Regions from separate parts of the Homo sapiens genome. Here all the other regions are linked to region 1. Evidence: read pairs that join two places in POLR2A ChIA-PET (ENCODE). Cell type or tissue: MCF 10A. All regions are shown on one strand. Each heading gives the region's core, and the rest is flanking DNA. Links, peaks and the distances in the headings are about the cores only.

Region 1 (6,880 bases), core at 2,881-6,880:
GACCAAGCTTAAGACCCTTCCTCCAAATCATCCGCATTAACTAACCCATAGGTTGCTTAGAAGTCTTGTTCAGTTTCTAAATATTTTTGAATTGTTGAGATATATTTCATTACTGCTTTCTAATTTAATATGCCATGATCGTGGAACATAGTCAGTATGTTTTCAATATTTTGAAGTGTATTGAGACTGTTTTATGGCTTAGCATATTACTTATCTTTGTGAATGTCCTTTGTGAGAAGAATGCTGTTGTGGGTACTGTTTTGTAGTTCTTTGTATATTCTGAATACAATTTCACATATATATAAAAATTATGTATATATATAATATTTATATATATTCAAAATTTTGCGGGGTTGTGGCTTACTGTTTTGCTCTCTTCATGTTGTTTTATGAACAAAGTTTATCAATTTTTTAAGGTAAGCTTTTTTCTATCCCATTTAAGAAATTTTTGCCTATCCTCACTCCATAAAGATATCTTCTGTTTTCTTCTGAATGAATTATTGTTTTACCTTTCACATACAGGACTATAATACAACTGAAAATGATTTTTATCTATGGGATGAAGTAGAAATCGTAATACATTTTTCCCATATAGACAGCCAACTAACCTTGCACCATTTATTGAAAAGACTATCCTTTTTCTATTGCACTGTAATAGTACCTTTGTTGTAAATCAATTGAGTCAATATGTAGTTTGCTTCTAGATTCTATATACTATCTCATAGGTCCATTTGTCAATCATTTCCCCAGCACCATACTTTCTTAATTACTACAACTTTATAATAAGTTTCAGTATCTGGAACTATAAGTCTTCCAACTTTATTCATCATTTTTTAAAATTTAATTTGATACTAAGTTCCGGGATACATGTGCAGGATCTGCCAGTTTGTTACATAAGTAAACATGTGCCGTGGTGGTTTACTGCATCTATCAACCCATCACCTAGGTTTTAAGCCCCGCATGCATTAGCTGTTTATCCTGATGCTCTCCCTTCCCCCAACCCCTTTGATAGGCCCCAGCATGTGTTGTTCCCCTCCCTGTCTCCATGTGTTCTCACTGTTCAGCTCCCACTTATAAGTGGGAACATGTGGTGTTTGGTTTTCTGTTCGTGCATTAGTTTGCTAAGGATAATGGCTTCCAGCTCCATCCATGTCCCTGCAAAGGACATGATTTCGTTTCTTTTTATGGCTCCATAGTATTCTGTGGTGTATACGTATCACATTTTCTTTTTCCAGTCTATCATTGATGGGCATTTGTGTTGGTTTCATGTCTTTGCTATTGTGAATAGTGCTGCAGTAAACATACACATGCATGTATCTTTATAATAGAATAATTTCTATTCCTTTGGGTATATACCCAGTAATGGGATTCCTGGGTCAAATGGTATTTTTGGTTCTAGATTTTGAAGACTCATCACACTGTCTTCCACAATGGTTGAACTAATTTACATTCCCACCAACAGTGTAAAAGCTGTTCTTCTTTTTTAGGGTTGTTTTGACTATTTTAGCTCCTTTTCATTTCCTGTCTTAGTTCATTTTGTGCTGCTATAATGGAATAGCTGAGTCTGGGTAGTTTAAAAAACCAAAAATTTATTTCTCACAGTTCCGGAGGCTGGGAAGTCCAGGATCAAGATACTGACAGGTTTGGTTGTCTAATGGGGGCTACATTCTTTGGAGGGGAGGAATGCTATCTCCTCAACTGGCAGAAGAGTAGAAGAGCAACCTAACTGAATCCTGTGTGAAGCTTCTGAACTCTGAAAGTCCCCATTTCTAAATATCATTACATTGGCAACATCCAAATTTTGGAGGCAATACATTCAAATCATAGCATTTCAACACAAATTTTAGAATAGATTTATCAATTTCCACAAAAAATCTGTGAAAATTTGATTGAAATTGCATTAAACCCATAGTTCAATTTGGAGAAATTGATGTATTTACAATATTAAGTTTTCCAATCCATGAAGATATCATATACCTTTGTTTATTAGGTCTTCTTTAATATTTTCAAAAGGATCATTTTAGTTTTTTGTCTTACACATCTTTGGTTAAGTTTATTTCTAGGTATTAGATTTTTTATGCTACTAAAAATATCTTTCAAATTTTGTTTTCTAACTGTTGTTTTCTAGTGTACAAAAGTATAATTGATATTTGTATATTGATTTTCTGGTGACCTTGATACATTCACTTATTAATTCTAGTAGTTTGTAGATTATTTTAATTTTCTATATATACAATTATGTCATATGTGATCGCCTGCAGTTTGCTTTTCTTCTGATCCAGAAGATGCTTATTTCTTTGTCTTGCCTTATTGCAATGGCTAAGATCTCCAGTATAAAGTTGAGTAATCATTGTGATAATAGTTATCCTTACCCCCTTTTTGTTCAATGGAAAAGTTTCATTTACTATTAAGTATAATATTTTTTGTTTTTTTGGGCGGCCATTTGATTTATCTCCCTTTATTCTATTCATTTTGTATATTACATGATTTTTTAAACATTAAACCATCTTGACTGCACTGATGCTTGACTGCTGACAACTTCTAAGCAAGCCCCTTGCCTCCCTTTCCTATTATGCTCATTATCTGGAAAAACTGATATGAAAACCGAGGTGTTCCTTCCTTTGGCAGTGATAGCAACTTCCAACTTCAAACCACATGCAGGCCCCACCCCTAATTACCATAAAAAACCTGATGCTATAAAAAACCCTGCTCACTCAAGCCACTTTTGGACCAGCTTGGAAGTCCTGCCTTGCTTTCCTCAGAAAGCCTTATTATTTGAGTTAAATATCCGTTCACCCCCTCTTGGAGTGTGTGGTGTGTGTGTGTGTGTGTGTGTGTGTGTGTGTGTGTGTGTGATGTCATCAGTCTCAACAGCTAAACGAAATTTTGTGTGGCTGTCCATCTTGCCTCTGGAAGGTGGTCATGACAATCAGCACTGTGAGCCTGCTAGATGTCTAGATGATGACTGCTTCCACCGGAGTCTTTTCTTTCTTGCTTTGGCTTCCAGTCTGGCTCTGCTGTCTTGCTCTGGGTTGCTGTGTGCTGACTAGGGGGCTCTTTGAGTTGTGTTGCTGCCTGCTGGCAAACTTGCCCTTTGAGCTGTGTTGCTTTGGGCTGCATTTGCTGAGTTCTGCTGAGCCTCTGTTACAGATTTAATTGACCCAAGTCAGAAGTTTCAAAAACTGGGATTTAAGGACAGGAGTATGGGATTGGGGGCCCTCTTAGGGAGGCCCTGAATCGTGTTCCTCAGCCCAGACCTGTCTGTATATACCGTATTGAATTGTATTTCTTGATTCCAGCATAAACTGGGACTGATGCTAAGCTAAGGGGAATGGCTCTTACCCCGTGACTACTGGTTGTGTGTCTCAAGCGGGTGCCGGCCCTCATTCTACGGAGTTTTCAGGGAAAAGACTGATATGTGGTCCCTTCTGGTGGTCACTCATGTGGAAGAAGAGCAGTTACTACGTGGCATGCTGAAGCCACGCTCCTAAAAACAGATGGCAGCCAGGCGCGGTGGCTCACGCCTGTAATCCCAGCACTTTGGGAGCCCACGGCAGGTGGATCACCTGAGGTCAGTAATTTGAGACCAGCCTGACCAACATGGAGAAACCCCGTCTCTACTAAAAACACAAAATTAGCCGGGCATGGTGGCGCATGCCTTTAATCCCAGCTCCTGGGAAGGCTGAGGCAGGAGAATCACTTGAACCTGGGAGGAGGAGGTTGTGGTGAGCCAAGCTTGCGCCATTACTCTCCAGCCTGGGCAACAATAGCAAAACTCTGTAGGAAAAAAAAAAAAAACAAAAAACCAGAGTGCTTACTAACTAGAGTCCTGTAAAATGTCTTGGCTGCTGTTGCTGCTGTTGCTCCTGTTGCCACCGCTGCCGCTGCCTATGCCTCTGTTACCAGAAAAGATCCTCATCCTCCGGGTTATAGGAGAAAACACACATGGCACAGCCAAAGGGTTAATTCAACTATTTCCATGGGGGAGGCCTCGAGCCCTGACAATACAGATTTGAGACTCCTTGGAGGAATAAATATATAAATATGGGCAGAGTAGAGAGAATTCCTCTCCTGCCAAATTATATTCAGAAACCACAAGAAAGATAGAGAGAGAGAGAGAAACCTGAAAACAGGGAGAAGAAACAAAAAATTAAAACAAAGATCCATAATTTGATACAATTGGAAATCCAAAATTGGCTAAAATAATTTATACATCTAAAAGATAAAAAGGTGTGCAGGCTGTCTTGGTGTCTCCACCACATAAATTCTGAATTTACTTTCACATTTGCTGACATACAATAATTGACAATTCTTCATGGTCTTAATCCATACTGAAGCTCAAATAATACTTATACCTGGGGATCCTATTAAATTTAAACAAGGTACCCCTGTAATCTTGGGGAAGTTAATGAACAAAAAATAGAGAACAAACAGGCATGCCTCACTTTAATTAGCAGAACTACTGACTTGCTTAAATTTCCCACGATCATAGCATCCTCTAACGTTTCCCACAATGGGCATGGACAGTCTAACCCAATAAGTCATAAATTAAAATTAAATCAAGTCCTTGGCATTTATAAATTGGTTTGGCAAAATGGGACACCATGGGCCTCCCCAAGCCCTAGTTAAAATAGTTAATATGCCCCAGTGTAAATTAAAACAGGACCTTTAAGGAGTGAAGCCCATTAAACAGGATCTATTTAGAGAAGGGTTGTTTATATCCATTATTTTTCCATCAACAACCTAATTTGGCCTATTTTTAAACTTGGGAAAAATGAATGGTGCCTCACAGTGGATTACCACAACCATAATGTCATGGTCATGCCTACTAAGGCTCCATACCCAATATTACTGAAATTATTGACTTATCCAATTGGCAGCTGGTAGATATTTCCTTCTTATGGATTTGGCTGTCAAATATTCTGTTGAATGCCCGTTGCAACAGCTTCTCAGTCACAACTCGCTTCACCACCAAGGCGGCATGACACAGCTTTCCCAGATACTCAGGGATTGCCTCAGCAGCCCTGCCATGACATGCAATTTTTGCAGTCAAGCTCTTAAATGCATCTGACTTTCTCCAGGAGTACAGATATGATTTACATTGCTGAATCCTCCTCCAAAGAGATGCATTTGATACACGCGTTCAGGACATATAGATACCAAGGAGCTCAGAAAAAAAGGGTTTGCCGTTGTCCCACAGGTCATGCAAAGTCCTGCCACATTAAATTTCAGAAATTATTTGGTAAACCAAGAGCTACTCCATCCCTGACACTGTCAAAAAATAGCTATTGAGCATCTTAGCGCCCACAATATTACAATAGGACCAACATCTTTTAGGTCTTTTGAGGTCCTGAAGGCAACATATTCTTCATTTACAAACTTTACTTAAGCCCAAATATGCTGCTACTTGCAAATCATCTCACCTTGCATAGGGCCCTCTTTAACAAAAGGCTCTAAAATCTGTCTAAATTGTAGTACAATGCACATGCCCGTTAATGCCCTCCAGAGACTCCTTCATTGCAGAGACTTTATAATCTCTGTGCTTCTTGGAGTCTCTGGGCCACCCCCAATAGCCACTTTCCCTTAAATGTTATCCCATTCTCCCTGTGAATCATCAAAAGAACCAATCACATCTGGGTAGACTGACCCTCATGGTATCTCTAGGCTGATTGTAAACCTAGAAAAAAAAAACAATTCTGCACACCAGCTTATATTATAAAAGCATTTTATTGAACACATTCTGGAGGTAGTTAGAACCAAAACAAAATTTGGGATTGGGGTGGGGATTCTGTTTTGATGATTTAGATTTGGGAAAACTTTGGGTTCTCGTGTCAGCAGGGGCCATGCTGTGGGAAACCTGAAGGCTGATTTGAAGCAGAATATAGAACTGCGGCACGGGAGACCAGGGGCTGGGAATGGGGCTCTCCTGGGAACCAAAGAATGTGGTTCTGCAATTGGCTTGGTCTAGACTACTCTCCAGAAAAGGATAAAACATGGCTTGAGCAACTGCCTAGAAGAGGCAATCTCCATGGGCTGGGTTGCTGCACTTGGAAGGCAGTGACTTGCAGCAGGTTCTTAGCTCTTGAAGCTCTTCCGGGAGGAGGAGGTGGTGGAGACAAATTTGACGCTGGAGCTGCTACCCCCGCCACTGCCAAAGCCCACCCCCAGCCCTCGGCCACTGCTTGCACTGAAGCCAGAGCCCCCCACACTGAGCCCACCACCTAGGCCGACACCCCCACTGCTGCTGGAGTAGTAGCTTCCACTGCTACCTCCGGCAAGACCTCCACCGAGGCCGCCGCCAAGACCTCCACCGAGGCCACCGCCATAGCCACTGCCACTGCCATATCCAGAGGAAACACTGCTTGTGACAACAGCTGCAGGGAAAGGAGGGAGGACTCAGTGAGACCATCTGCCAGGCTGATCCTGCATGGCCCATTTATTTGATCTGCTGGTGTTGGAGCACTCTACTGGACCCCCTTTACAGAGTAGCAAACAAGGCCCGGAAGAACTGTCATTTAATTAAGGTCCCTAAAAAAGTGGGTGAGTGTAAGAGGCAAGGTGCTAGGTACTGAGAGGAGCTAGGTACTGAGGGGAGCTAGGTACTACAGGGAGCTAGGTACTGAGGGGAGCTAGGTACTGAGGGGAGGAGCTAGGTACTGGGGGGAGCTAGGTACTAGGGACAAGGCAGGGGACAGGGTCCAAGAAGCATAGGATGCATGGCTTACCCTTTAAGAGATGAGACATAAGCCACATTGCTTCCTGTCCCAATCTGTCCTTCCCCTCCACCACCCACAACTTACTAAGTGTATTATTATAAATAACCATATGCTGGGATGGGAAAAGTTTGGATCTAGAAACAGCAGAATTCTGAGTTGGCACT
Region 2 (6,880 bases), core at 1,623-5,622, 340 kb before region 1:
TATCTCATCTCTCAGCCTGACTGTGAACTACTTGCGATTGAGGGGTGGACCCCTGTCTTGGAGGAGTCTTAGCACAAGGCTGGGCTTGGAGAAGGTCCTCAATCCTTATGCATTGACTTGGGATTTGATTTGGCAGGATTGGGCCCGTACGCATCAGAATACATTCTGGGCTGTGTCAATTCCCAGTAGGGCAGAAGTGCTTAAGAAGAAACCCTGCCACCACTGGGGAATCCCCAGCATGTGTGCTGGCTAAAGCAGCCTGTGTGGTGCCTGGATATGTCAGGAGGCGCTGGGAACATAGGTCAACGTTGGTGCAGTCTCAGTGCAGCACAGTGTATTAGTCAGCCCAGGGGCCTGGCTGTGCTTATAGTGTGTTCTTAAACACACTATAAAGAAATCCCCTGGCTGGGCGCTGTGGCTCACACCTGTAATCCCAGTACTTTGGGAGGCCGAGGCGGGCAGATTACTTGAGGTCAGGAGTTTGAGACCAGCCTGACCAACATGGTGAAACCCCATCTCTACTAAAAATACAAAAGATTAGCCGGGGATGGTGGTGGGTGCCTGTAATCCCAGCTACTCGGGAGGCTGAGGCAGGAAAATTGCCTGAACCCGGGAGGCAGAGGTTGCAGTGAGCCGAGATCCAGCCACTGCACTCCAGCCTGGATGACAGAGCAGGATTCTGTCTCACACATACACACACAGACACACACACACAGACACACACATACACAAAAGAAAGAAATCCCTGAGACTTGGTAATTTATAAAGAAAAGACATTTATTTTGGCTCACAATTCTGCAGGCTGTACTGGCATGGCACCAACATTTGCTCAGCTTCTGGTGAGGGCCTCAGGAAGCTTACAGTAAAGGCGGAAGGTGAAGGGGGAGCAGGCATATCACATGGCGAGAAAGAGGGGAGAGGTCTCAGACTCTTTTAAACAACCATATCTATGTGAATTGAGTGAGAACTCACTCATCACCAAGGAGATGGTGCTGAGCCATTCATGAAGGATCCTCTCTCATGATCCAAATACTTCCCACCAGGCTCCACTTCCAACACTGGGAATTACATTTCAACATGAGATTTGGAGGGGACGAGCATCCAAACCATATCAGATGGTGAGACAGGAGAACTTTGTGTGTACCAGCTGCACTGGTCTGAAGATATAACTAAGTCCCTGGACTTTTTCTCCCTTAATTGGAGAATTCCTAATGTTCCATGATCAGCCTGATTGACCAGTGGCTGACTGGTCCTGAGAGGGGAGATAAAAACAGACACACAGCTTTCTCCATAGACAAATCTCAACACTTTATTCATCCTGTGGCAGCAAGAAGGGGACATGGCCCCAAGATAGCCAATCAGGTGAGGTGGCTGGAGTATGTGTTATCTTTCCAGATAGTACATACAGACTGATCATGCAGAAACAGGAAGGGAAGCAATAAGTTAAAAGCCACATAAGTTATGAAAAAATAATATATACTTTATATGTCTTGTATCCCCACTGAGGATTTGCTCCCTTGGAAACCAATGAAGAGCCTGAGGAAAAGCACCAATCAGCACCCTCTTTTGGGACTTTGGGGATGAGAATCTCTGAGTTCCCATGGCCAGAGAGTCAGTAACCCTCCAGTGCTCCCCACAGGCCTGGAGGGCCTTGAGGCCTGGGATGGGCCCAGACCTCTGGCCAACATGTCCTGGCAAATGAGATGAATGAATCTAATGCAGTCTAGAAGAGGAGGTGAGGCAAGGGGCAGGGAGGGGAGAGGAGAGTGAAGGAGGGAAGGAAGCTGTGCAGTGGGAGGCTGGTGCCGCTGGGATGCCTCTGCAAGCCTCAGCATTGAGAGCCAAGAGGAGGAGATAGGAGTATGCCTGCCAACACCCCTGTCTTCTGGTGGGATGTGGAATTTTCCTCTCTGGTAGAACCCTTGTAAGGCTGTCATTTGGGCCCCACAGCTGGACCTCAAGGGCTTGGAAGCTCCCAGACTTGCCTGGACTGTGCCTTCTTCCTGGCCTGCTGGAGGCAGGGGGAGTGGGCATGGAGGGAGGAAGGGGAAGGAGTGAGAAGAAAGGAGGAGCTCTAACCCCATAGGTGTGGGGGGTTCCTGGGCTCCCCCATGAATGCCAAGGAGGGGAGGGCCAGGCTATTTGGCCCAGTGGAGAGGAGAACAGAGGCCCTGAGAAGTGAGATTCTTGGGAAGTGGGCCTGGGGCTTCACGGCAGGGGTGGGACCAGGGGTCTCCAAGGCCTGGTGCACCAAAGCCCGGTGCTCAGGCTGGGAACAACCCGGCTGGGGGCACAGAGCTCAGATCCAGGCTGGGTAGGACCCCAGCATGGCAGGGAGGTGAAAGGAAGATCGAATGCTCCTGCCCAATCTCAAGCTGCCATCTGGCTTCCACTCCCAGGGAGTTGATTATGGCAAGAGCAGCTTCCGGAGAAGCTGCTGGGAGCTGGCTGGGGGCAGCCCATCCAGTTCTGACTACTGCCTACTGGGAGGGACCCATGGGAGGAGGAAGGGATGCGGGTGTTCGGGCTGATCTCTGGGGCCTAGGCTTAGGTCCCAAATAGCCAGGGCCCCTCCTCCCTTCACTCCCTAATACTGTCAGGTCTCTGGGGAGCCCAAAGAGCACGGGAAAGCCAAGAGGGTCTTCAGCAGCCAGCCTTCCCAGGAATTCCAGATACAGGACAGGGCCCACGCCGTCCTCCTCGGCTCCCGCACATAGGTGGATGAGCCAGTCCCAGTCCCAGTTCCGAGGCAGAGACAAGGCAAGGCTTGAGATAGGAGTCAAGGTCAAGGATTGGGCAAGAGTCAGAGGGGCCTTGGCAGAGCCTGATGCTGGAGGAGGAGCCTCAGAGGAGCGAGGAGGTGGAGACAAAACTGACCCCTAATTCCGACTCACCCATCAGGAAAACCTCTGGCCAGAAGGTTGGAAGGATGGGACTGTGAGATACTGATATGGAGCGGAGTGGCTCTGAGGAGCTGGTGATGCTCCTCTCCCACCCTGGCAGCCCACAAAACACAGTCAGTTTTGAACCCCTCTCTCAGTTCAATATCAGGTTTTGCCTCTCTTCTCAACCTAGAGGCTCCAAGCTGCTTTCTTGAGTCTAGCTTAAGTCCCTCCTGCTGCAGTGGAGTGCCCTGGGGTTCCTGGGGTCCAGCCGCCTTACTCTGAGACCTCCGACTCCTGCGAGAAGTACTTCTCTGACATTTCGGTGATTTTGATCACGGGGCCTTTGCTGCCCTTCTTCTTTCGGGAGGGGGCCTTGGAGAGGCCTGATCTGGAGGCAGCTACAGGGAACATAAGGGGTAGGGGAGGGAAGGGGCTGGAGGTTTGGGAGCCACTTAAAATGATGCCTTTAGGATCATGATCCCCTACACCCTCACCCTCACCCCACCATGGGTTCTCGGGGCAAGAGGACTCACCGGTTTTGCACCTGGACTGCACAGCGCTGACCACAGTGGCTGAGGGCGAGTCCATCCTGGGGGTGGGGGACGGGGGGGTGGGAGAGGGATATGATGGGATGCGAAGAGAGCCTGTGGCTTAAACTCCCCTGGGGGCTGGCAAGTGGAGGGTAGTTCTTGGTGGTCACTCCCAGCCCTGGGGTTGCCCTGTTGTGTGGCCCTGGCTAGCCAGCTTGTCCTTCCTGGGCCTCTGTCCCATCTCCATGGCATAAATGGCTAATAGCATTGAGCACTGAGTTTTGACAGGCATTTGCAGGCATAATCACATGAATCATCCCTGCCACAGGTGAACCATGTTTATGATCAGCCCACTTTCCAGATGGGGAAACAGGATGAAATGAACTGGGCCAAGGTCCCAGTTTGTAAGTGACTAAGCCAAGACTTAAACCCAGGCCTGGTAGGCTCACTGTATCATATTGGAAAGGAGAACTGACTTTGTGTAGGCCTGGGCCTCCAGCCCTCCTTCCCCTGCAGCCCTTCCTCACCAGCCCTGGCTCTCACCTGCCCTCCTCGCCCTCCACCAGCTTCCTGTAGGTGGCGATCTCGATGTCCAGGGCCAGCTTGACGTTCATCAGCTCCTGGTACTTGCGCAGCTGCCGCGCCATGTCCTGCTTGGCCTGCTGCAGGGCGGCCTCCAGCTGGGCCAGCTTGGTCTTGGCATCCTGGAAGGCCAGCTCACCCTGCTCCTCAGCTGTCTTGATGTTCTCCTCCAGTTTCAGGCACTGCAGCCAGGAGGACAGAGTGAAAGGGCCTGTGAGCAGGGGAAGGAGGAGCGGGCCAGGGCCAGGAGTCGTCTCTGTCCTTGGTGGGGGTAGGTGTGGGGAGGGAGGGCTGAGCAATGGCATTTCTGGGTGTGGTAACTGGTTGCCATGCAGCAAGAGGGAGTTCAGTTAGACCTGAAGAGGCACCTTCCCAAGGCCAGAGGAAAGCACCGCAAGCCACTAAAGGAGCCTGTCCCGGCTGTCCTTATGGGGCAGCACCTGCCCTGAAGGTTTGTCCTGGCTGGAAGCTGGGACTTAGGCCTCTACTCCCTCCTCTCTGTGTAGTTGGTGGGGGTTCCCAGGAGGGAGGCAGTGGGCTCTGGGTGTGTGTAGTGTGGGGGCTTTCTAACGTTCCAGCAGCCTTGACCAGATTACAGAGTATTTTTGTATGCAGAGCGCCTCATAACTACTTTAGGAGGCTGTGCTATTATCCCATTTGACAGATTAGGAAACTGAGGCACAGAGGCGCTAAGCGACCCACACAGGGTCACTCAGTCATGTCTTGCCTGTATTCAGCACACATGACTGTGTGTCTCCCTGCTCTCCTCCCCGCCCCCAGGCGCGTCCCCCAGATACTCACATGGCTCTTGACAGAGAGGATCTGGGACCGCAGCTTCTGGATGCGCACATTGAGATCCGCGATCTCGCTGCGGCTGCTCTGGAGGCTGCTCCCATACTCGGCCGAGCGGGCGGCCTGCTCCTCCAGCTGGAGGTACATGGAGGTCTCAGTGAGGGGCAGCTCAGTGCCGCTCCCAGCACTTGTTACCCGCCTCTGCTTTTTCTTGCATCCTCCAGTCCCATCTCCAACTCTGCAGCCCACCACGCCACGCCAGGCTCCCTCAGCTCCCCCTTCCACCTCCCTTTCTGGGTGGCCTCTCCTGGCTGCCCTAGCTGAGCCCCATGGGCCATGCCCACATCTGGCCTAGCATTGCTGATAACAGCACCACCTTGAACTCCTGGAGGGCACAGACCAGCTTCTGTGGTCTCCCCCCGCCCGCCCCGTCCCTGTGCTTCTCCATTCCTCTCTCATAGACTTTCAGGACAGAGAGCTGCAGGCAACCTCAGCCATCACCAGTCCAGCCCTTCCTGCCACCCAGAGAACTGTCCAGGCTGCTTCTCGTGCCCTGTGTGGTCAGCCCCACCTGGCTCCGAGAGTATGCCTCGGCCTCCTCCAGGCTGCGAGCCGCGACGGCGTCATACTGGGCCTTCACCTCCTCCACGATGCCGCTCAGGTCGATGTGGCAGCGGCTGTCCATGCCGACGGTCACCGACACATCCTTCACCTGTGCTGCCAGGTCCTTCAGCTCCTGACCGGGCACAGATGTGGGGGCTCAGGGCTGGTGGGGAGGGCACAAGGACCCTCAGCCCCACACAGTCACTTTGTCCCCGGGGTGAGCGGAGAGTGGAGCTGCTCCCTTCCTGTCCCTCTGGAGAGATGATGGAAGGCCGAATGCCTCCCTGCCACGTCTCCCCAGCCAGGACTCTCGGAAGGCAGCTCACTGCCCACTGCTCACCCACCCACAGTCCCCCTATCTGAGTGGAGGGCAGGCTGGGACTGTTGGTTTTAAAGGCTACCTGCAAGCTTCCCCACTGCCTGCACTGTTGCCCTCTCCTGGGAGGGATGGCCTACTCCTGGCTGATGGGAAAGGGCCAGAGAAGTCAGGCTCTGGGGCTGTGAGTTGGGCCCCTCTGTTTACTGTTTCATTATTCCTGTGCTGTGGGGTACAGCTCTGCCTCTCCCACTGGACGAGCAGCTCCTTGTGGGCCTGGCAGAGCTGTGTTCATCTCTGAGCCCCCACGTCTGGGAAAGGAGTGCCTCAGTTCATTTGGTAAATGTTGGGAGGGAAGCCAGGGAGTGACCAGGGTGGAGTGGGCTGGAGGCTGACAAACCTGTACTCCCCTCTCCCGGCCCCACTGAAAGCCAACAGCCTGTGAGGAGCCTGGGCGCAGCCTCCAGCACTCTGACTTCAGGGTCCCCCTGGAGACTCAGCGCCCACTCCCTCTCTAGCCAAGGGACATTGCCTGGACGACCACAATATTTTCACCGTCTCCTATCCCTGGAGACTTCTGGAAATGGTAAAACCCACCATTCCCTGAGGAATTCCCTGCAGGCTGGACTGTGCGCTGAGCGTTTTCCACACATCCTCACCAGGCTGGCACTGCTGCAGCCCCAGAGGAGGAAACTGAGGCATAAAGATGTTGTGGAGACAGCGGTGAGTGGCAGGGTGGGCCCCGGAGCCCCTGTTGCTGCTGCTGTGACGCTCCCTTAGCGGATGGAGACAAGGGGCTGACACCTTCTTCATTGTCTTTCTGGCCCCAGACCAGCTTTCTTTCCTGCTCACAGCCTCGCACCTTTCTAGCCAGAATGCTCAGGGGTGTGTAGGGAGGCAGGTGGGACCAGGGATCTCTAGAGGTTGCAAAGGGCCCTGGGCTGCTTATCCTGGAGATGCTGAAAAGGGTAGGGCCTCCTGTGGGAAGGAGGAGCAAGGCGAGTCGACTGAGAATTGCACCGAGTGAGTTGGTGGCAGGGAGGGGGCCAGGCAGGAGGTGGGTGTTGGGTGCAGACACATCATGCTCCTTCTGGCATTCAGAGTCCACCCTGACCCCTATTTCAATCATCAAATTTCAGTCTGCATTCCCATTTTGCTGACCGCCTCATCAT
Region 3 (6,880 bases), core at 1,554-5,553, 120 kb before region 1:
ACCATCGGCCCCACATACAGTGTCTACTGCGCTTTATGGGGTAAACTGGCCGTGACCAGGGCTGTCTCATTCCGCACTGAGTCTCCAGGCCCTGGGTAGCCAGCCCCATAGCAGGTGCTTGAGAGATGCAGAATGAGCCAATGAGAATGTGAAGGAATGGGTTCTGCTGACTATGCTTGCTCTCAGATCTGACTCTAGACTTCCCTTCAGCCCCTGTCCATACAGTCTTCCCTGTGATCCTGTCTCTGACCCTCGCCAGGCAGTCGTGAGCTGCTTCTTGGGGCTCCCATGCTGTTTGGCCCTCATTATTTATGAATCTTCTCTCCGGGAGGCTGAGCGTCCTTCCAAGGTTAAGAGGGAGTCTTAGTCAATTCTGCAGCACCAGCCTCTAATGCAGGGCTTGGCGCAGCATGGGTGCTCTTTGGGGAGAGTGGGGAGTCATCCCAACTCTCAGGAGAGGGGAGCCATAAGGGGGAAAGCACCCCCCAGGAGGGGCTGTTTCAGGGGGTCGGTGAGGCAGAGGAAAGGGGACTGAGGCCTCACAGAGGGTGGAAGCACCGCCGCCAAATCTCCAGGTCTTGGGCTCTCTAAATGGGGAGAGGAGACTGGAGTGTCCTGGTCCTCCTCACTCCATGGGCTGCCACCATCTTCACTGCTTTCCTGGAGCTGGGGGTATCCAGGCACTGAGAATGGTTCGGGATAGGGACAGAGCCTAGGGCTTGGGGGCTGCTAAGTCTAGACACAATAGAGGACCCCAAGGATTTTCTCTAGGATGTGTATAGGACACCATGTAGTGAGGAGGCCTGTGTGCAATGGGCTTGTGGCTTTTAACATGGCAAGTGACTTGCAAACCATTGGGGTGTGACGTGCAGGTTTTAAGTGTGATTTGTATAGAGCCCTATTTCTTCCACAGGCAATTTGCAAATTATTTACATGTAGTGTTTCTGTTTGTATAATAGTCTTCATTTCTGTTCCGAAGACTCCAGTCCCAAAAAGCTGCTCACCAGTTCCCCCTCAGCCTTATCACACTTTCCACAGAGCAGAGTAAATAATCCTGATTGCTATAATCCATGAACAGAGTAGGTTTATTTTGAACAGAAGCCCAGATGTTCAGGGCAGAGGCCCTGGAGCCCCAGTGGGACAGGCTTGGCATGAGGGGCTTCTGGGAGGTAGTCAGCCCACACCTCCTCCATCTATGAGCTCCTGAGCCAGGGCCTCCAAGTCAGCTGGGGCAGCCCCACATCACTGTCATATCAGACTCAAAGCAAAAGGAGCTAAAGGGTTGGGGAACAGGAAGGGGCGGCTATGTACAGAAGGGGATGGGTGGAGGGGGAACTGATTCCATTGAGAAAATGGTATCTGTTTTTGGTTTTCCAACTGTCCAGTAAACATTCCATATCCCTTTGCCCTTTGTTCTAGGCATTGGCCTGACATCACCTGCCAATGTGAGCTCAGGAGAAAGATTTATTCTCACAGTTTGGGTTCAACATACCTGAGAAAGTAAATCTACTGCCCAAAGGCCACCTCTTGATTCTCTGTGCTGAGAGGACATTGGCAGGTCCTGACTGATCCTGAAATCGTGGCACTTGGCTTTGGAATTTAGAGTGGGATTTGGGGGTGTCTCCTTTTGATATTTGCAGTGTGCATGTTTCAGGCGGTGTTAAAGGAAATTCACTTTTCTTAGGGGCATGAGAGCCTAAAGTAAGGGCAGTGTGAGCCTGTGGTGGGAGAGGAGCTGACTTTGTGAGGAAACTTCCATGGGATGATCCACAGAGCAGAACTGTGGTGTGCCCATTTGACCTTTTGGGGGTTATTGCCATTCTGCGGTTAAGAGCAATGCATGCTCTTTCTCTGCCGTCTGTCCCCACCATCTGGGCCTAGCTGAGGGTCTGCACACAGGTGAGTGGAAGGTGACTCATGAGGCAAAGGAGGGGTCCTAGGGGCAGCTCAGCTCTCAAGGAGGGAACACTGGAGGGGAATGTGGAGTCAATAAAGGGAGGTGGGGTTTTGGAACATCCTTGTCTTCAGCCCTGGTGGGAGTGTGACATCCAGGGCCATGGGGCAGGGGCTCTGTCTCCTGGATGTCTCGGATCATGCTAATGCTTGTGGCTGGGGGAGCTGCCCCCAGCTCCTAGCGTCATGCTGGATTTCCGCCCGCTCCCACAGCTCAGTAGCCCCTGGGGCTCGCAGGGGACATAGAGTTCACCAGTGCCCACGATGCTGCAGCCCCCATTGCTCCTGAGGACGCCAGTGCTGAGGACAGGCGTGCTGACCCCACATGGCTCGTACAGGAAGGCGCCTTTGGAGCTGCTCACTGCTGTGGGAACAGGAAGGGGTGCTCAGGGCCCCACACGGTGTGGCTCTCAGTGTACTGCCCTGAAACTACTCAGCCAGGCCATTCCTCCCACCTCCTGCCACTCACCTCTACAGACACCCCATTCCAGCCTCCAGCCTCCGCGTCTCCCACCCTAGCCACATAAAGTGCTTGCAAGGTCCCCATGCACCTCTCTCCTTTCCCTAGAGCCTGGGCAAGGCCAGGCTGGATTCAGCTTCACCATTTCTCAGTTTCTACTGGTCCCTCCTTCCTAAGCTTGCTTCAAATCCTCTTCCTCTAGAAGAGCATCCTCTTGTCAGGGTGGTTATTTGTGGCTTCTGGGCCCTGAAGCACTTGGACCATGTTGTTGCAAATCTGCTCCTAGTCTGACTCCCAAAAGATTTGGATAGCCCTTTCCACCAGCCTGGGAGCTCACGGCAGACAGAGCTCTTCCTTTGGGGTAGGGGAGGCATCAGAGGTCTAGGAAGGGGTGGTGTGGGCTGCCTGTGTTGGGGTGATCAACCCCCAAGACTCCAGAGCCAGTGGGGCATGGCTCATCTACTTACAGATATTCACGGGCCCGATGCCTTCGCACAGCCTGGGGATGAGAGGAAAAAGAAAACAGGTATCTACATCAAACAGATGCAGGTAAATGCAGCATCTCCCCGCTCCCGCCCTCATTGTGGACCATGTGCTGCTGTGGGTTTTCAATGAATGTGGGTAGGGGACGGGGTGAGAGATACTAGCAGCCGCCACCAGAGGGCTGGGTAATGGCCATACCTGGTAGCCCATCTTTGACCCCCTCCTGGAGGAGCTCACCTGTGCTCTTCACCCTCCAGCAGGCGCCTGTAGGTGGCGATCTCGATGTCCAGGCCCAGCTTGGAGTTCATCACCTCCTGATATTCCTTGAGCAGGCAGGCCATGTCCTGCTTGGCCTTCTGCAGAGCCTCCTCCAGCCCTGCCAGCTTGCACTTGGCATCATTGAGAGCCGCCTCGCCCTGCTGCTCTGCCTCAGCTATGGCACCCTCAAGTTTGCAGCGCTGTGGGAGGGGCGCAGAAAAGCATCACTGGGGGCCCTGGAGCCCCAAGCCAGACTCGCAGAAGAGCAGAGAGAACACGGGGGTGGCTACGTGCCAGGCTCACATTTGCGAGCTTCATCCTAGGATTGCGACATCTGGTTCCTCCAGGGAACTGGGATGGGTTTTCTGTCTAAAATACCTCCAAGAGAGCGGGGATTTTCCTCTTAAGTATGCTGAGAAATTTCTGTGGGGTTAATATGTTTTAAATGCCCAGCTGGTCTTCCCTAGCCCAGGAGAATGGAGTGGGTCTGATTTTATGAACAACTGAGAGTCACCTTGAATTTCAGGATCATAGAATCACAGTCTTTGGGTCTGAAGGGACCGTGGAGTGCATCTTTTCTATACTTGCACCTAGTGAAGCATCCTTGCTTCTCATCTTTGACATTGGTCACCTCGTTTCTGTTGGGGACCTGACTATTTCCTGTGGCTGCTCATCCTGCTGTGGGTCAGCCCTTTGGTAGAAAGGGCTTGCTTCTGCTTGAGCAAGGCAGCACAAGTTTATTCCCTCTTCAATGGCACTCACAGCAAGGATTGAACCCGCCCTGCACGGCACAGACTGGCCAGTCAGCCCAGGATGGCTGTTGCAGCAAGGAAGTCCTCCCCAGCCTCACCTGGGCTTTGACATTCTCGGTTTCTTGCTGCAGCCGCTGGATCAGTTTATTCATTTCCAGGATCTCGTTCTTACGGTTGCGGAGGTTGTCACAGTGGTTCCCAGCTGTGACTCTCAGCTCCTCATACTGCCAGGACAGAGAGGTCAGAGCCCCAGGCCCCACAAGATGGCATCTCCTAGCCTCTTTTCTCACTGTTCCCAGTCTTTTCTCCCGTGACTTCCTAGTTCAGGTGTTCTCTGGTTCTCATACTGGTTCTGCTCCTTTACCTTCTTCCGCTTCTGGGCAATTTTGGGTCCTTTATGTGGGCTGTTCCTGATTCCCATCTCACCCCATCCCCAGCTCCAGGCTTGTTAGATTTTTCTCCAGCCTCTGAGATCCCCTCCTCTGTTGAGCTGTTCTGTGTCTGGTCCTTTTCTCTGTCCCAGAGCCCAAGTTCACCTGAGGGCTCCCTCCCTTTTAGATATGCCTCTGGAACTTGGAAGGGGTTTCTGTGCTCAGCCTGGGTTGCCTAACAGACCAAGGACTGCCCATTAGGATGGGTCTGCCCATCAGGATGAGAACATTTGTATGTTTTCCACAAAAACAATAAAAAAAACAAAATGCAATTTATGTCCTACCTTGAGGTAACACTTTTTTATAAAAACCTTTGCACTCTGAATCCAATTTCTGAATAGTAGTGTGTACAGATTACATTTGTAAGTTTTAAAAAATTAGCTGACTTTAGATTTTCTGATAGTGAGTGGGAGCATATTATATAGAAAATGCAAAATGAGAGATAAGCACATAATCACACTCATTGGCTCTTTTGTTATTTGGTTACAGTAGGAAAGTCTGCAGTTGCCTAGTAAATATCCATTGTCCTCTTCTTAAAACAGAACCCCTGGCTGGGCTCAGTGACTGACACCTGTAATGCCAGCATTTTGGAAGGCTGAGGCGGGCAGATCATTTGAGGTCAAGAGTTCAAGACCAGCCTGGCCAACATGGTGAAACCCCATCACTACTAAAAATACACAAATTAGCTGAGTATGGTGGTGCATGCTTATAATCCCAGCTACTTGGGAGGCTGAGGCAGGAGGATCACTTGAACCTGGGAGGCAGAGGTTGCAGTGAGGCGAGATTGCACCACTCACTGCACTCTAGCCTGGGCAATAGAGCAAGACTCCATCTCAAAATAAACAAACAAACAAAAAACAAAAATAACAGCAACAGAAAAAACCCAGAACCAAATAGAACACTGCTTTTATTTAGGGTAACAATGAGCCCAGATAAGAGAATATTTCTCAGTCTTCCAATCAATGAGATCTATGACCATGGCTGGGTAGGGCTTCTGGGTAAGCTCTTTAAAGGGGGGAATGACCCAGTTGGCTTTTTTTGCCTCTGTTCTCCTTGCTGCCAGGCGTAAGCATGTGAGATTGGAGGTGCTGCAGCTTTCTTGGAACATGAGGCAACCAAGAGGATGGAGCATGTATTACAGATGGCAGAATGGTGAACTCAAAGGATCCTGGGTCCCTGATGATGTCACAGAATCTCTGTGTCATCCTGGGCAGTCTATTTTGTACTTCAAGCTACTTTAGAAAAAAGTAAAAATTCAATTTTAACTTTTTTTTTTTTTTTTAGAATTTCTGATCCTGGTAGCCAAATGCAATCTTCAACTAATAGAATTTTCTCTAAGATTCTGACTTAGCAGGATGGGAAAATGAGGTGGTTGTAATCCTGAACCCAACATGGCTGATGGTTGTTGCCAGGGGCAACCAGAGGAAGGGCCAGCCAGAGTGAAACCTGGCCGTGGGTGGGTCACAGACAGGTTCACCAGGAGCTGACTCCATTTCAAGTTTTCATACTTCCAACCACCATGGAGCTCCAGAAAATGGGCAGAGCATCACTTTGGGCACTCCCTGGGCAGTGGCACCCACTGCCTTCAGAACAAAGCCAAATGACTTAGCACAGCCCTGCAGATGCTGTGACCTGGCCTCAAGCTACCCCTCCAGCCCGATCTCCACAGCACATGGCACTCCAGGCCCCTCAATTTCTGCTGCTGTGTCCTAGCACCTGCTGCTCAGCCTGGCACACCCTCCCCCCATCTCCCCTTTGAATCTTATTTGTCCTTCAAGATTAGATCAAATGACAACACCTTTGCCTTTGTGACACAATTTGTTCCCTCTGTCATCAAACTCCCTTTACCTGCTGCTCCACCTTTGCAATCACTTCCTGCTAGCTGGTGTTTTGGTTTGGGAAGCACATCCTTGCTGGCCACCCTAATTGAAACTGCACTCCAACACTCCCTACCCTTCCCCTGGTTTATTTGCTTCCTAGCACTTGGTATCACAGTCTAACATACATCCACTGCACTTATGTGCCTTGTTTATCATCCATCACCCTGCCCCTCCAACCCTACCCTGGAACCCAGCTTGTCTCTGGAATGAAAGCGACATGAAGGCAGGGACTAGTGTCTGTTCTGTTCCCTGCTGTGTCTCCAGCTTCTAGAACTGTGCTTGGCACGTGGTTGATGCTGAATACACAGTGTTGAATGAGTGGACCAATGAGTGCATGCATGCATGGCGCCTTTCACAGGCAGGGCAGGAGAGGCTGAGATGATGATATTTGTTAAATCTAATTACCCTTAGGGCCCCCCTGCCCTCCAAGCAAGCCCCTAATTATTAAGTCTGAGGCCATCTTAATCACTGTTTCTGCTCTACCATTAGTAGCCACCCCATGCCACTAGCCTCCTCCCACGCCTCGAAGCTTAGAGCCCTCTTTGCCATCATTACAGTTCAGTAAAACCAATTAGTGTTTACTGAACGCTGCCTACAGGAGCACTTCCAGTGAGTCTGCAGGTAAAAACTGCTGGGCGCCCTGGCACCCTGATGACAGGCCTG

What was found. Peaks named below come from ENCODE experiments on the same cell type or tissue, not always from the same donor. Only the 100,000 strongest peaks of a DNase experiment are listed, where the experiment ranks them.
Region 2: POLR2A ChIA-PET joins it to region 1 with 7 read pairs; 1 of 35 experiments calls an interaction of 5 or more read pairs at or near these places.
Region 3: POLR2A ChIA-PET joins it to region 1 with 15 read pairs; 4 of 35 experiments call an interaction of 5 or more read pairs at or near these places.

Annotation. Positions count from the first base shown.
Region 1 is chr12:52,508,867-52,515,746 of GRCh38, forward strand. KRT5 (keratin 5) reads right to left here. Exons shown (of 9, transcript NM_000424.4): 9 at 5,709-6,374. The coding sequence ends at 6,076. Among named protein-coding and RNA genes, the nearest start is that of KRT5, 8.1 kb to the right of the region's middle. In MCF 10A, for the core only: no CTCF peak of the experiment used is centred there; a DNase peak (open chromatin) is centred at 5,005.
Region 2 is chr12:52,168,240-52,175,119 of GRCh38, forward strand. KRT80 (keratin 80) reads right to left here. Exons shown (of 9, transcript NM_182507.3): 5 at 5,361-5,525; 6 at 4,799-4,924; 7 at 3,959-4,179; 8 at 3,419-3,474; 9 at 757-3,283. The coding sequence ends at 3,159. Among named protein-coding and RNA genes, the nearest start is that of KRT80, 20 kb to the right of the region's middle. In MCF 10A, for the core only: a CTCF peak has its summit at 3,959 (motif pointing right); a DNase peak (open chromatin) is centred at 3,902.
Region 3 is chr12:52,392,879-52,399,758 of GRCh38, forward strand. It overlaps KRT82 (keratin 82), which reads right to left. Exons shown (of 9, transcript NM_033033.4): 6 at 4,005-4,130; 7 at 3,134-3,354; 8 at 2,881-2,912; 9 at 1,053-2,317. The coding sequence ends at 2,097. Among named protein-coding and RNA genes, the nearest start is that of KRT82, 10 kb to the right of the region's middle. RefSeq lists enhancers at 2,823-3,324, 3,447-3,616. In MCF 10A, for the core only: CTCF peaks have their summits at 3,132 (motif pointing right) and 3,334; DNase peaks (open chromatin) are centred at 3,183 and 3,453.